Regions from separate parts of the Homo sapiens genome. Here region 1 is linked to region 2. A link is an interaction called in ENCODE POLR2A ChIA-PET data of the cell type or tissue named here. Cell type or tissue: A673. All regions are shown on one strand.

Evidence for each region. Peaks named below come from ENCODE experiments on the same cell type or tissue, not always from the same donor. Only the 100,000 strongest peaks of a DNase experiment are listed, where the experiment ranks them.
Region 1: POLR2A ChIA-PET joins it to region 2 with 10 read pairs; 3 of 35 experiments call an interaction of 5 or more read pairs at or near these places.

The regions. Positions count from the first base shown.
Region 1 is chr3:36,835,943-36,838,442 of GRCh38, reverse strand. TRANK1 (tetratricopeptide repeat and ankyrin repeat containing 1) reads left to right here. Exons shown (of 24, transcript NM_001329998.2): 20 at 1-71. Among named protein-coding and RNA genes, the nearest start is that of LINC02033, 15 kb to the right of the region's middle. In A673, a CTCF peak has its summit at 1,183 (motif pointing left); no DNase peak of the experiment used is centred here.
Region 2 is chr3:36,987,150-36,989,649 of GRCh38, reverse strand. It overlaps EPM2AIP1 (EPM2A interacting protein 1), which reads left to right. Exons shown (of 1, transcript NM_014805.4): 1 at 1-2,500. Among named protein-coding and RNA genes, the nearest start is that of EPM2AIP1, 4.7 kb to the left of the region's middle. In A673, no CTCF peak of the experiment used is centred here; a DNase peak (open chromatin) is centred at 1,179; H3K4me3 peaks cover 1,461 bases; H3K27ac peaks cover 1,187 bases.

The DNA of each region.
Region 1 (2,500 bases), 150 kb after region 2:
TGTCCCTTAAGTGTCTGAGCTATGCCAAGGAGTTCCAGCTCTCTGCCCAGCTGTGCGAGAGGCTGGGAAAGGTATGGCTCCTAGTCCGCTGCTGCTCCAGGGAAAACTGGGCTTCACTTGAGCAGATTGAGGGGTAGGCTCGACCTCTACTCATAGCAGGAAGAGGCTGCAGTCTTCCAAGGAGGGAGACACTGGCCCTGCGACTCTAAGGGAAGCCTACTTTCACTACTTGGGCAAACTTTGAGGAGGCTCTGAAGACAGTATGCATGTGCGTGTGTGTGTGTGTGTTTGTGTGTTAATGTCTGTGTTAATATTCAGGGCCTAATATTAACCACAGGGAAGCCAAATGCTCAAGCCAAAGGGCAGAAGGGTTTTAGAATACCCCTTTTCTTTCTCTGTGTTCCTAGTCTTCAGTCACCTTGGCTGAGTGGCCTGGCATTTAGATGGAGGTTCCTCGGCTGTGTTCCTAGTAATCACTCTAGATCTGCACTATCCAATTCAGCAGTCACATGTAGCTATTTAATTTACAATTTAAATTAATTAAAATATAATAATATTAAAAATTCACATCCTCAGTCTTACTAGCCACAATGGCAAGTGCTCATTGTTAACAGAACATTTCCATCATTGCAGAAAGCTCTGTTGGACAGAGCTGCTAGTCTGGAACACAGCTACTCACAGAGTGGTCAGCAGGCTACAAACTATTATTTGTCTGCAGCAAGATTAACACAGAAGATAAAAGTAAGCAGAATTTTTTTATTGCCATTTGGCATTGCTTTGACATCCAAGTGGTGATAATCTTCCCATCAATTCATTTTTTAACATATCAACTGTGATGGATCGGAAATTTAAAATGATTTGGTCCCTTACCACAGGTAGTTGGAGAAACTGTGCTTAAGGAGCTGTGGGCCATTGCATTTTCCCCTATCAGGTGTCAATATCCTTCAGTAGGAAAGGGGGTTTTCTTGTCTGTATGTGAAATATGGTGACTCATGGGATCCTCAGAGCACCCTGGGCATTGAGAGGGGTAGGAGTGGGACCTACTGGGAAGTTTGAAGTGTGGCCCCAAGTCAATGCGAAGAAGAGGATAAGGCCCTCCAGATGCTGCCTACCCTGTTCCATGTTTATTATGGGATGTGACTTCTTAAGATGTGGGAGAAGGGAATGGAACAGGGATACAACGCTGCTCTCTAGAGGCAAGAAGCAGGCAAGGCACAGGAATCCCTGAAAGGAAAGCTTTCACTCTTGTGGCACCTGCATAAACATTTCTTTCCGTGGATAGAATGCATTTGGGAACTGGGAAAAGGCAGGTGATGGATCCTGAGGATCCAGAAGAAGGCTGCTGCCAAGTTGGTTGATTTGAACCTTGCTAGTCAGTTTGGGTGAGATGACCACAAGAAATGGTAAATGAGTAAGAGAAAGTGGCAGGGCCAGATCAGTAGGGCCTTGGTGACTGTGGCAAGGACTGGGCTTTGTTCAAGCATGATGGGAAGCCAGTGGAAGACTTTGATGGGAAGACTGACATGAAGCTAATTATCTGGATGCTCTGTGAAGAGGTCTATAGGGCAGCAAGAGCTGAAGCAGAAAGGCCAGTTAGAGTCTAGCATCAGCTTAGGCTGAAATGATAGGGCCTGGACTACCATGGTGGTGGTGGAAGTGGTGGGATGGTGGCATATCTGGGAAATGTTAGGGAAACCGAGCAGACAGGATTAGCTGGTGAACTGGATGGGAGCTGTGATAGGAAGAAGAGTCTCGTAGACTCTTCTGTTCATGGCAAGCCCACCATTGGTGGGTATGGGGCCCAATCATTGCATGTTATTTTGTTTATCCTCTTCTTCACAACCAGTTTCCATTCTCATTCTTTTCTCATTGGTAGTCATTCTAATACATTTTTATATGTGCTCAAATGCATGCATTATTGAAAAATGAATAGTGGTGTCTTCTATACATATATATATACTTTAGGCTTATCTAGAAGACATCTTTCTCTGTGTTTTACCTTTTCCGTCCCTTGCTATATAGTGTTAGGTCTGGCCATGCTTCTGACAGCCATGTATTCCTGAGTGGGCATTGACTGCATTGATGAATTCATTTCCCTGTGAGGCACTTCCAGGTTGCCACTGGCTCCTGGCTCCCACACATAGCACCTTGGCACAGTATGTCTTTTTAGGGTTCTGTGAGATACTTCTTCAAGATGTATTGCCAGGAGCAGGCTTGCTGGCCTAGGGTATGCACATGCTTCACTTCACTAAGTACAGTCCCTTCGCTTTCTGGGATAGCCATTCCACTTTGTGCATGAGGGTTCTGCATTCCCCACATTCTTGACCACAGTCAGCAGATTGTGATTTTCTAATTTTTCAAACCTGGTGGATGTATTTCACTGTGGCTTTAATTTGTATTCTTCTGATTGTCAGTAAAGTTGAGCATTTTTATTTATTTGTTAGTCATTCAAGTTTACCCCACTGTAAACTGCCAGCTTATATCCTTTGCCTAGCTTTCT
Region 2 (2,500 bases):
ATGTAGATTATTTTATTTCAAGGGATAGGGCAGATTACCATTAGAAGCAAAATTAAAAGTACAAGCTGGGCAAACTGACAGAATACTAGATAGGAGAGACTAATTCCAACCTTCTAAATTTGGCTAGTAAAGTGCAATAAAGGCATTGATAAGTTCTGTTAGCTCACCATAGCACTTGTAAATCAGGAATTAATAATTGAATCAGATTTAAGGGCTCTGTCCTGTTATACATATTTAAGGCAGAAAAAAAGTTACATGTCGATTAGGTACTTATCAAGAATGGTCAAGCTGAGATTTTGGTTAATAGAGTAAGCTTACATATCTAGAGAAACAACATAGTGGAAAACCGAAAAAAAAAAACAGAAAAATCTACCGGTAATTTCCCAATAGCTTTGAATATTCACAGCAGAGCTTTATTACTTGAGAGAAAGACTGGAAGACCTGAAAGCCACTTCTGCTTTCTAACCCCAGTTCCTTAAATATTGAAATCTTGTACATTTTGTGAAATTCCAGTATGTTTTGCTTAAGGTGTTAATAAAATTAGTTTGCATCATGTAGTCATTGAGTGAGGGGGAGATATAAGCCAAGGATTTTAAATTGACCCTTAGCTATAGAGAATTTGCTATAAGCTAGTCTTGTTTGTAAAAAAAAAAAAAAAAAAAGAAAAAGAAAAAAGTGTATTTTACTGTTTTCTGTATTAAGTAATTCTGTAACTGCATGGCAGTCTTTTTTTTTTTAAATAAATATAGTTGTTACTGGTCCTGTTGTAGCAGTGAATATAGTTAAAATACGTACATTAAAAAAAAAATTATTAGGTCCTTACCAGTTACTGTCCTATAGCTCATTCCTACTAGTTTTCTTGACAGATTTGTATTCCCAGTGTCCCGTATTGCCACTCAAATTGCTCTACTATGCTAAGTCCTTGTTAATAGTCTTACCCTCCTTGAAACACTTGAACACTTGATGACTTTAGCTTTGAGGAGATACCATCTCCAGGTGTGCTTTCTTAGTCTTTGCAGGCACCTCTTCCCTTCAATATCTGTTCTTCGTATTTTTAAAAAAATTTGTTTTAGACTGCCTTGTTCTGTGTCAGCTCGCTAGCTGATCTCATTTCCTTCCATGGTTTCCTTACCATTTATATGCAAATGACTGTCAGATTCATATCTCCTTTCTAGATCTTCCCTAATTGATGTATCTAATTGCTAACAAATGCTCTTTGCTGTCTCAGGCACTACATGTCATTGATCTTGCCCCCAATCCTGCTCCTCCTCTCATGTTTCCTCTTTGACTAAATGGCATTACCACTACCAACCATTCATTTGTCCTTTTTACCAATTCTCCAATGCTGCCATTTTAATTCAGGCCATCAACCTACCTAAATTATAGCAACAGCCTCCTTATTAGTCTCCCTGTTTTTTATTTTTATTCCTTTCTACACTACAACCAAATTGCTCCAAAAGACTTACTGATCATGTCACTGCATTGCTTTCACCATTGCTCTTAGGGTACAATACAAATTTATCTTCATCTTTAAGGTCTCAGTATGCCACTTCATCTAGGAAACCTTCATTGATGCCCTCTAGATTAGGTGCCCTTACTATCCATTCCCTATACACCCTGTTCTTTCCCAGACATACACTTGGCACACTTTATTGTTACTGCTTATTGATCACTGCTAGACTGTAAGCTTTGTAAGGGCAGGGACCATATAAGCCTTGTTCACTGTTATATCTCTAGTGCTTAGCACAATGCCTGGCATTTCAATAAATGTTTGGACAAACGAATATTTGTGTAGTGTTTTACAATTTTTGAAGCTCTTTCACAGTCTTATTTGACCTTCACAGTCATTCTGCCTTAGACTGTCCATTGGGTAACTTTTATCCACATATTACTAATTGAAAAATGAAGACAAGTTCTTTGTAACTAGGGACCTCGTTGTATTCTCAGAATTTAGTGTAGTGCTTAGCATGTGACTTAAATATGTATTATGTGACTGTTAAACAAATTGTGGTTTTCTCTGTTGTATGAAAGGAGAGAAGGATAACAAATTGCGGTTTTCCCTGGTAAACACAGTAAGTAGTAAACTCAGGATTCAAAACCAAATATACACACCAAATCCACTATGTAATATTAAGTTTGCATATCCATGTATAGAATCTTATTTTTTTTTACCCTTTGTAAACAGTGTCATATATATATATATATTTTTTTTTTTTTTTTAAATTTCCAAAGGAACCTACATATAGAGGGAAAAGATTAGACAACTACTTAGTGAACTAAAACAATATGTTTTTACTAAATGTTACATTTAGTATTGGAAAAAGATAATGCCGCCTAAGAGTTAATAATCATTTTTCCTTTTGTAGGCATCAACACTAGGAGAAAATGGCATGCTATTTACTTGCTACTTTCCTTTACAGATGATTTTTGGCTCTTCTGGGATTTAAAAGTAAGTAAATTTAACAAAGTAGAAGACTGACTCAGCCCTTCTGGTCACTAT